Regions from separate parts of the Homo sapiens genome. Here region 2 is linked to region 1. Evidence: chromatin contacts called from ENCODE Hi-C data. All regions are on one chromosome and are shown on one strand. Each heading gives the region's core, a stretch centred on a gene start or an enhancer-like site at or near the end of the contact. The rest is flanking DNA. Distances are from core to core; before and after follow the strand shown.

Evidence for each region. A loop is a pair of places that touch in the nucleus more often than their neighbours do. Pooled maps may share reads with other maps.
Region 2: a loop to region 1 is called in a map with no recorded cell type, with 4 times the contacts of the local background. The contact joins two enhancer-like sites. A Hi-C loop is called at or near these places in 1 of 168 maps with a recorded cell type or tissue (CD8-positive, alpha-beta T cell), 6 of 37 single-sample maps with no recorded cell type and 9 of 50 pooled maps.

What each region holds. Positions count from the first base shown.
Region 1 is chr2:216,168,314-216,173,797 of GRCh38, reverse strand. The region is part of intron 16 of XRCC5 (X-ray repair cross complementing 5); the gene reads right to left. Among named protein-coding and RNA genes, the nearest start is that of LINC01963, 46 kb to the left of the region's middle. Within about 2 kb of position 3,242, at least 3 of the 41 ENCODE cell types and tissues checked have a DNase peak (open chromatin) inside an H3K27ac peak, as active enhancers do.
Region 2 is chr2:216,663,117-216,668,702 of GRCh38, reverse strand. It overlaps IGFBP2 (insulin like growth factor binding protein 2), which reads right to left. Exons shown (of 4, transcript NM_000597.3): 4 at 4,267-4,763. The coding sequence ends at 4,599. Among named protein-coding and RNA genes, the nearest start is that of IGFBP-AS1, 29 kb to the left of the region's middle. Within about 2 kb of position 2,847, at least 10 of the 41 ENCODE cell types and tissues checked have a DNase peak (open chromatin) inside an H3K27ac peak, as active enhancers do.

The sequences.
Region 1 (5,484 bases), core at 1,993-4,492:
GAGACAGAGAAGAAATCAGGCCGAACTCATCCTTTTTATAACTAACCCACTCAAGTGATAATGGCCTGAATCCTTTCATGAGAATGATGCCTCCATGACCTAATTACTTCTTAAAGGTCCCACCTCTCAACACCGTTAGAATGGGGATTAAGTTTCCAACACATAAACTTTGGGTGACATTATTCAAACTGTAGCATTAGCTAAATGAATTCAGTACATATAAAAAGGATTTTATAGAACGACTGGATTTTATACTTGGAATGCAAGGTTGATTTAACAACTATAAGTCAATTAATATATTAGCAGAAGAATAAAAATCACAGTCATCTCAATAGAGGCAGAAAATGCATCTAACAAAACTCAACATCCATTCATAATAAAAACTTTCAACCAATTAGAAATAGAAGGAAACTTTCTCAAGCTGACAAAGGAAATCTGGGTAAAACTTACAACTAACATCATACTAATAGTGAAAGACAAAGGTTTTTCCTTAAGATCAGGAACAGGGCAAGGATGTTCACTCTTATTTCTATTCAACACTGTGCCAGAAGTTCCAGCCAGTACAATAATTAAAAAAAAAGAAAGAAAAACTTACAAGTTATAAAAGAAGAAGTAAAGCTTTCTTTATTTGCAGACAATATGATCCTGTATGTAGAGAATCCTAAGAAGTATATTTAAAAAACCACAAGAACTAATAAGTTTAATAAGGTTGCAAGATATAATAAATAAATAATTTCATTTCTATATACCAGCAACAAATAATCCAAAAATAAAATTAAAAAACAATTCCACTCACAACATCATCAAAAAGAATACTTGGCAATAAATTTAATAAAAGAGCTGTATAGCTTGTACACTAAAAACTATAAAACATTATGGAGAAAAAATAAGATCTAAATAAATGAGTAACTATTCCATGTTCATGGATAACTCAGTATTATTAAAATGGCAATTTTCCCTTAACTCTTCTATAGACTCAATAAAATCCCTATCAAAATACCAGTGGGTTTTTCATATAAATTGAAAAGCTGGGCCAGGCACGGCAGCTCACGCATGTAATCCCAAAACTTGGAGGCCAAGGCAGGTTGATCACCTCAGGTCAGGAGTTCAACCAGCCTGGTCAACATGGCGAAACCCTGTCTCTATTAAAAAAATACAAACATGAGCCAGGCGTAGTACCTCATGCCTGTAATCCCAGCTACTCAGGAGGCTGAGGCACGAGAATCACTTGAACCCGGGAGGTGGAGGCTACAGTGAGCTAGGATCGCACCACTGTGCTCCAGCCTGGGTGACAGAGTGAGACTTTGTCTCAAAAAAAAAAAAAAAAAGAAAAGAAAAGCTGATGCTAAAGTTTCCATGGAAACGCAAATGACATAGAGTAGTTAAAACATTTTTAGAAAAGAACAAAGTTGGAGTGTATCCGAGTATTCTATTTTTTAGTCTTTTTTTCTTAAACTTTTCCTTCTGAGGCCCTTTGTATTAACTTTTTAGTTATGAAATAACAACCTTTACTCTCCTCCTTTCCACCAGACACTCCACTGCATTGCTAGCTTGTCTAATTATGTTTGCTTAGAAGTTCCAGAGACAATCCAGGTATCTATAGAATGTTCCACCACCGGGTTATTACTTGAAGGCTGCAGCTAATTTACAACTCGTCAGGCCCAAGATGGCGCCAGCCCATTCAACAGATGGTGCAATAACTCAGGATTATCAGAACAAGTCATGTAGGCCAGCATCACCTTGCAACCTCCCACCACCTGTGTGCACTCCAGACCCAAACTGACTATGAACAGGTCCCAGGAATTTTTGGGTGTGAGAGAAATGTTCTTTGAACTGTGGTGATAATTTCACAACTCTATAATTTACAAAAGATCATCAAATTATACTTACCAGTATATTTTATAGTAGAAGATTTTACTTCAATAAAGCTATTTTAAAAAGTAGAATTAATAAGTGCAATTTATCTAAGAGACTTGTAGAGATTTACCACAGACAGAAGAGAGAAACTAGATGTTTCTATCACAGAATAAGTATGAAAACTTAGACAGTGTATCTTACTCTCAATGCCCCAAGAAAACATTATTGGATTCCAAGAGCAAGGGAATTGTAAAAAAGTAGTTCTTATATGAGCAATGGCTCCTGACTTCAAATGGCTACCAATGAAATACCATATTATCCTGAGTGTTATGGCTGAGCCTCATTACCACTGAGAGACATGAACAGATAACTACAGATTTCAGTAGTTTAATCTGACAGAGGAAAATAAAAACGGGCCTTTAATTATGACTATTAACTGAAGATTTTTCTCCAACCTCTAAAACATAAGGAACCTCTAAAAACAAGTTAAATTTTCTCCCATTTCCAAAGACATCTAAGCTGGTAATATTCTCCAGCCCTGCTGAAACTGTTCTATAAAGGAATTAAACTCCCTTCCCTTTTCTGGCCAAAGAAGCAAGCACGACATTTTTCTAGGTTTTATGTAGACACGCATGGATCTGACAGGCTAACTGTACCAAATTACACTTGCCACTTCTTTCTGTGTCAGCATATTTTTTGCCTTGGGCATGCAATTTGAAAGGGGAGGACCCAAACACTTTTATTGCATTTAAGTGGAACTCCTAGCTGTTTCTTGGCTCCTCTTAACACATTTCAGTTCATTAGTGACTATTTTAACAAAAGCCTAACATCCTTTCCTAAATATCTTAATTGGTTAAGAGCGTCTGTTGTTTGCCACCAGCAGTCACTTCAAGTCATTGATTAAAGCAGTTTGCACATCAGCACAATCTGAAACCGGTTTCCTTTTTCAACCAGCTGGGCTTAAGGAGCAATCTTGAAGACAGCCCAATTCAAGGAGAACCAAGTACAATACCCTACATGACATGACAATGACCTACCATGGAAGGAAGAACTGCAGAATTTAACAGGAGGTGGAAAGAAAGAACCAAATTGCCATGAGTAAATCCTTGAACTGCTCTCTGTCTCACAAATCATACTCATTAGCACTTACTGCAAGGGTGAATTCTAAGAGCAAGCTGCAGGCCCTTTCTCCTAAGCACCCAAGAGTTCTGCATTTCCATCGGAACCAATTGTGAGCACCTGCCTTGTTGCACTGATGGCCCAAGTCATTGATGCAAGCTGAAATGATATGGTTTGGATTTGTGTCCCGCCCAAATCTCATATCAAATTAGAGGAGGAGCCTGGTAGGAGGTGAATGAATCACGGCAGAGGACTTCCCCTTTGCTGTTCTTGTGACAGTGAGTTCTTTTGATATCTCATGGTTTAAAAGTGTCTCTCTCTCTCTCTCTCTCCTTCATAGAAGACTGGTATCAGGAGTGATTTAGTATATTAAGTAAAGGCTTGAATGGACTCTGGGCTCATCTAGTTATGATGCTGAGAAAGCCTTCATGAATTCCATTTTCAGCCAGATGGGAAATTATTCTTTCCATTTTTAATATAAAAAGAGAAAAATTACTCAGCACATTTAAGGGAAGCAACTTTCCTATGTAGCATGAGAAAACAAAACACTGGGAGAAAACAGGAACACTGTCATATATTTCATAAGGACTTTTTAAAAAGCTCTCAGGAAGAAATTCAGGTGCTCACTGAGAAATGTAAACTAGAAATCCTAAGCTCCCCACTGATGAAATGGACCCCCTCTTGACAAAGGGGATCCCAGAAAACCTTAACTGAGTTTTTGGTCATGACACGACAAGGGGTCAAGTGCATCTTTTTTTTTTTTTTTTTTTTTTTTTTTTTTTTTGAGACACAGTCTTGCTCTGTCGCCAGGCTGGAGTGCAGTGGCACGATTTCAGCTCACTGCAACCTCCGCCTCCCGGGTTCAAGCAATTTTCCTGCCTCAGCCTCCCAAGTAGCTGAGACTACAGGTGCGCACCACCATGCCCACCTAAGTTTGTTTTTTTTTTTTTTAGTTTCACCATGTTGCCCAGGATGGTCTCAATCTCTTGACCTCCTGATCTGCCCACCTCAGCCTCCCAAAGTGCTGGGATTATAGCCATGAGCCACTGCGCCCGGCCAGGTGCATTTCATTATACCCCTCCTTTTTGCAATTTAGACACAACCTTCCAGCATTAATTTTAAAATAGGTATCATAAGACTGAGAGAACAAACTGTAGTAAACAGGACCTAAGGCCATGCCAGGCAAGGGTTAAGTCGCACCCCTTAAACTTAAAGAATAAACTATGTTCTAACTGCCAAAAGGTTTTTCTTTTTCTTAAGCAGCTAAAAAAGCACTGGCCTTGGGATAAGCAATATTGTTTTTAAAACAATTTGCAGCTCTACCAGATGCTGACTTACTGAACTCTTGTTCCACCAGCCATAACTACAGCTTTGATTGGACAAGAGAGTGATTTCGGTAACTTTCTCCTGATAAGAAGACCACCAACCACGGACTGGTTCTAGTGGGTTTTACAAAGATGGCACATTTGCATGCTGTGTCCTGAAAAGACCTTTTGATGTACAGGGTCTAACTGTAATATTTAAATGTCAAGTCTTCCCTGCAAGGTGAACATGGGTATTACGTAACATGCATGTTTAATACTCATGCATCAGGACCACCTTCATGAATATTCATAGCTCCTCCTGTAACCTGCTGAATATGTATGTTTAGTCAATCAGGTCAGCAATAATGCTCTTACCCCAAACCCTCCTTCATAGTGCCTGTCTCTGGGCTTTGGCTGGAGGCCATGTTTCCCAGCCTTTGAATAGACTAGGAATAGCCTTTCCCAGGCTTTCATCAAAAGTCCTATCAACAGGCACAAGGTTTCAGATATGTGACCCTATAATGTTGTTTTAAAAAGTGTAGGAAAAGAAGGCATTAGGAATCAAAAGAAACAGTATGGCTAAGTAAAAAATCCAGTATTTGAAAGAGACATGCGTTTGAATTCCTATGTGATCTTTGGGGAAAATGTATCTCCTCCAATTTTAGTTTATCTATCAGTAGAATGGGGATAATAATACTTACTGTAACTTATATGCGATCTAGGGTCCACTTGGCCTTGCTATTTCCACCTTGCAAGCTGTAACCCTTTATAAGAAATAAAGCTCTCTTTTTCTAAATTTATAGATCTTGTGATTTTTTTCAGTTAACAGAATGTAACTACAGCAAACATGCTTTCATTTTTATGCTACCACACATTTCTCTTTCTTAATGGATAGCCAGGCTACATTTTACAAGAGCTATATCCTGTAATTAGGGATATTCTGATACAGATTGACAGGAACTTAAAAGGATTTTAAAGGCTGGGTAAGAATAGATGAAAGCCTTTTAGGAAGAGTCGCTGAAAAATGAAAATACTTAAAATGATTATGTGTGCATAATGGTCTTTAGTTTCTACGTCATGTGCTTTTTATTTTTTCTTTTCATCTCTATTTCAATGATTTCATCTAAATTATTTGGCTGCTGAGTTTCATTATATTAAGATGTAAACTTCAGGGTGGTGCTGTGCCATCCAATGAAATATACAC
Region 2 (5,586 bases), core at 1,598-4,097, 500 kb before region 1:
AGTGCTGGGATTATAGGCATGACCCACTGTGCCTGGCCCAGTTCACTTTCTAAACACCAAACCAATCATGCCCATCCTCTGCCTAACTTCTTTCCTTGGTACTTAACTTTTGGTCCAGAGTTCAAATCCCTCAGCAACACACCCCAAGTCGTTCCTGATGTGCCCTGGCTTCCTCTTCCTCTCGTTCCTCTTCCACCTGCCGCCTCCCTTCACCACATGTATCCCCAACCATGCGCCGGTGTCCAGGCTCATTGTCCAGCTCGTGACTTAAAGGTTTTGCCGGCCAGGCATGGTGATGCACTCCTGTAATCCCAGCATTTTAGGAGGCCAAAGTGGGAGGATCACTTGAGTCCAGGAGTTCAAGACCAGCCTGGGCAACATAGTGAGATCGCTGTCTCTACAAAATAAAAATTAGCCAGGCATGGTGGTGCACACCTGTAGTCCTAGCTACTTGGGAGGATGAGGTAGGTGGGAGGATTGCTTGATCCCAGGAGCTCAAAGCTGCAGTGAGCTATGATCATGCCACTGCACTCTAGCCTGGGCAACAGAGTAAGACACTGTCTCTAAAAATAAATAAATACAGACATAAAAATAAGATAAAGTCTCTGCGCATGCTGCTCCCTCTGTCTGAACCCCAGCCCCCAACACCCGCACCTGCACATACATGCATGCATGAGGCACGTACATCCTCCCGCTCCTCTCCCCAATCTCAGCTTCTTCCTTCCAACTCTGCCTTCACCCTCTCTGAGACACCTTCCCTGACACCAGACTTAACTATTTCTCCTAACTTGCCCAACATCCCCTACTGGAGGGGTACCGCCATCCATGGAGGGCCATCTTTGGGTGTCGGGGCTGTTTCCTTCCACAAGAATCTCAGCCCTTCAGGACAAAGGCTGTAATCTTCTTCATCTTCATCATCTTCATAGCCTGACATCCTAATACCGAGCCTGGGATATAGTGAGAGCTATTTTTTTTTTCTTTTTTTTATGACGGAGTCTCACTCTGTTGCCCAGGCTCGTGCAATCTCAGCTCACTGCAACCTCCACCTCCCAGGTTCAAGTGATTCTCCTGCCTCAGCCTCCCAAGTAGCTGGGATTACAGGCACCCGCCACCGAGTCCGGCTAATTTTTGTATTTTTTAGTAGAGACGGGGTTTCACCACGTTGGCCAGGCTGGTCTTGAACTCCTGACCTCGGTTGATCCACCCGCCTTGGCCTCCCAAAGTGCCAGGATTACAGGCGTAAGCCACCATGCAAGGCCGAGAGCTACATTTAGGCAGCACTTACCGTGTGACAGAAATGATTTTATATTCTCAAAGCAAGTCTTTTAAGATAGAAACTATCCCAATATTTAAAGAGGAAGTAAATGAGATTCACAGAGGTTAGAAATATGTCCAAAGGCACATAACTCAAGAGTCTGATTCTGTTCAAAGACTACCTCACCTCCATGGTTACGCTTTTAACCACCACATCTTATTATGTAGTTAGTATTCAAGACACATCAAACAGATTCAGGGATGACAGTGGTGACTGTCCAAATGTAGAGAGCATAAGAAGAGGGATAGCCCCGTGGGCATGACCCATGCAGTCATACAAGGCTGACACTTAGTTTAATGTTCTGCTATTTCTGTCTTGACATTCTTAATAATTTCTGAATAAGGGACTCCATATTTTTATTTTGCCCTGGATCCTATAAATGAAGTCAACCAGTCCTCCATAAGAACCACACAGGAAGCAAGTTTCAATGCAGACTCCCAGGCCCCTCCCCGAGCTTCTAACTCAGGGGATCTGGGATAGGGCCAGTGGTAACAACGTCTCCAGCTGACTCCTTCTGGACCACTCCTCTTCAATGCAACAGACTCTCCAAGGGCCCGATGTAGGCTCAGCTGCAGTTCTGCATGCTGCCACACAGTGGCAGTATAGCCCCGGTGTTTGCTTAACGTTCAAAGAGGCACAGTTAGTTCCAGGTGAGAGATGTGCTTGACATCTTCAAGATCCCTGCCCAGCCAGCCATCTTCCCACGTGGATGCAATGATGCTTCCTCTCGGCAAAGGTTTCTAGGTTGCACTGCACATCAGTGAGTGTGGTTCCTGCAGCTAGAGCCACAGCGGAGGTGCTGCTCACCCACTCACCCATAAAAGCTACCTCTTCAGAGGGTTGGGTACAAGAGCACTAAGGGTAATGGAGGGGAAATGGGCAAGGAGATTGTGGCATCCTCAGAAGCCCTCTGGAAAAGTTCAAAGAATGGACAAGGTGGCAGCCCTGGGGCGTGAGGTCTGGCAAACACCTGACCCAACAATGGCCCCATAGTAACCCCTCCCGTTTTATACAGTCCTAGTTTTCAAAGCACCTTCACATCTAGTCTCACACTAATACCACCCTGCTATTTGAGGCTGATAACATCCCCAATAGACAGATGAGGAAAACAGGCTCAGAGAAGGTGGACAGCATAGCCCCAGGCAATGGAAAACGAAGTGGTGGGAAAGGATCCAAGCCCAGGTGTCCTGACTCCGGCCTTTTTCTTGCCTTATCCCTCCCTGGTTCACAATCACCATGGAACCTAAGAAAGGAAAAAGACCCTGCCTGGGCTCCATGGCAAACCAGTTACATCAGAATGTCTGAAGCTGAGGTACTGGCATCAGTTTTTGTTTTAAGTGCCGCCGTCGAGTCAAATGTTCACCGAGGTTGAGAAACACCAGGCTTCCCAGGAGGGCAGGCACGGGCTGCTCCACCCAGGGATAGCAGCTCCACCTGGGGACAGCAGCCCCGGGGCTGACTGCTCTTTGCAGCAACTCAGAGGGCAGGGGGAAGGGCCAGCTGCAGCACGCATGCGCCGAATGAAAGACAATCAGACCCCATGCAGGGACTGCTGAGCTTCAAGCTCCAGGTCCATCCAGTGCCCAGAGCCCTCTAGGCCCTCTCCAAGCGTCTCACCTGCTTCCATCCACGGGGCCAGTATAACTCAGGGGTGGGTGGCTGCCACACGCTGGAGTTAGGGGTCCCCAGACCCAGGGCAGGAGAGTTTGGGCACTTCTAGTTACACTTTTCCTCATCTGTAAAGTGTAACTAACAATAGTGCCTGTTTCACGGATGCACAAGGATCCGCTGAATGAATACTTTTGGGGCTGTGGCCAAGTGCTGGCCTTGGCCCGGTGCAGCCTAGAACACACCCTCCTGGCATGGCTCCATCTATTCTTGGGGATCTGGTTTTCCTGCACTCCAAGAAAGCTCATCTTGTGCCATTTCCAAAAGCTGTCTTGCATTCCAGCTACACTTATGTCACACCTGGTAAAGGGCCCGCCATCCCTCCGCCTCCCTACACTCACCAGATGGAAGGTCTGGAAGGTAGTGGATTGGGCCAGGCCCCTAGGGAGCCCCTCCTCTGTGGGAAGGGATCAGACTCCAGCCACAGGAGAGGGGAGTGACAGGAGAGGCCAGGCCCTGGGCCACGTACCGAGGAAGGTTAGGGGGGCAGGGACTGTGGGCCTCAAATGGTGAGCTTTCTCCCCCCATGGCCCATTGCAAAGGCAGGGGTCGGGGTGCATAAGCCCCCTGGAATTCACTGGAGTTGAGAGGCCAGCAGAACAGAATGGCAGATGTAGGTGAGCTCTGATGTGGAACTCTGCTAAGAAAGGCCACATTCTGTGCCTCCTTCCACAGTCCCTCAGCCTGCACACCTTGACACACTCATAGCCCTTTGTTTCAATTGATATTTGCTGGTCTGGACACCAAATCCCTTGGGCCCCTTAGAGAGCAGCATCTGAATTCTCAGTGGTGTCATCCTTATGAATAAGCCAGTTAACCACAGCCCTACTCCCTTTCTTTGGGGGCTGAGTGGAAATGTCTCACCCTGGGCAGGAGGGAGCCTCCTTTATTTCAGGGGCCAGACAACCCCAATCCCAACGTTTCCTGTTCCTTATCTCCCACTGCAGTGTTATCTGAATGTGCGAGGGAGGAAGCCGGACCCACGCTCCACATCTCCCCATCCCCAGCCCGTGACTCATCCTGCCCCTGTACAGCGCCAGGCAGGGGCCACATGGGGGCAGAAGCCTCACCTGGGAGTCCTGGGGCTGCACTGGAGGGTTTGATCTGGATTCAGGAGGTTCCCATTCCTTCTTATTGCCATTTCATGAATGGGAAACGGAAACGGCCTTTCCCATTTTCCTAGGAGCCAGGGGCAAAGCTGGATGATGGCGGGTAGGCCAACCTAGGCCAGGCTCTGCATCTCTCCCTGGAAGACCCCAAAGACTCAGGCAAAAGACACACACTTTACTTTTCCTTCCTTTAATCTTATGCAAAAGGGACACAGGGGTTCAAAAATAAAAATTTCTCTTCCCCCTCCCCAAACCTGTACCCCAGCTCCCCGACCACAACCCCCTTCCTCCCCCGGGGAAAGCAAGAAGGAGCAGGTGTGGCATCTGCAGCTGGGAAGAGAGAGGCCGGGGAGGTGCCGAGCTCGGTGCTGGTCTCTTTCCAAATATAAATACGTGTGTCAGAACTGGAAAATCCTCCAGCACCCACCACCCAAGCACTCTCCGTTTTCTGCCGGTGTTTGGAGAGGGGCGGGGGGCAGGGGCGCCAGGCACCGGCTGGCTGCGGTCTACTGCATCCGCTGGGTGTGCACCCCGCGAGCCTCCTGCTGCTCATTGTAGAAGAGATGACACTCGGGGTCCCCCCGGATGGTGGGGGCTCCCTGGATCAGCTTCCCGGTGTTGGGGTTCACACACCAGCACTCCCCACGCTGCCCGTTCAGAGACATCTTGCACTGGGGAGAGAGGAGAAGAGCATGGAGGAGCCCGCAGCCAGCAACTTTCCTTCTGTCCCTCAACCCGGCGTCCACTGAGCAGCCACCCCTTGCAGCTACCCATGCGCTGCCGGGTGGAGCTTCGCAACTTCAAATATGCGCCAGGAAACCTTGATAAAATGCAGATTCCCATGCAGTAGGTCCCTGGAGAGCTGGAAATTCTGCATCGCTAGCGAGCTCCAACGTGATGCTGATGCTGCCCGCCCAGGGACCCCTCTGATTAGCAAGGCCATTCAGGACACCCGAAGATGAAAAGACTCAGTCCCCAGCCTCAAAGAGGTCCCATCCAGTGGGGGGGACCCAGCATACTGAAGCTTAGTCATAGCGTCAGGTGTAAAACCTCATGTTGCAATCAAAATCAGTGTGTGCCAGGCACTGTGTGTGCAAGACACACTGCTAGTTCAGTTTCTAACAAATATAGTCATTTAATCCTCACAACCACTTTGTGAATTAGATGCCATTATTATCCCTGGTTTACAGATGATAAAACTGAAGCACAGATGGGCTAAGCAACTTGCCCAAGGTCACACAGCTGGTAAGAAGCACAGCTGAGATGGAAGCCAGGCATTCCCACTCCAAGGTCTCTGTTTTATGCATAAGCTAACTACTCCTGCAAATCACTTTAGTTACCCAAAGGTGCAGCAGACAGCCTGTTTCCCATGAGAAGTGATCGAGACTTTTTCTTCTGAGCTCCAAATGGAGTTAGCCAGCTTACATTTAGAGGGCATGTACACAAATAGCTTTTAATACTAAACTAATATTTAGAGGGTCAAGGTGCCTGGGT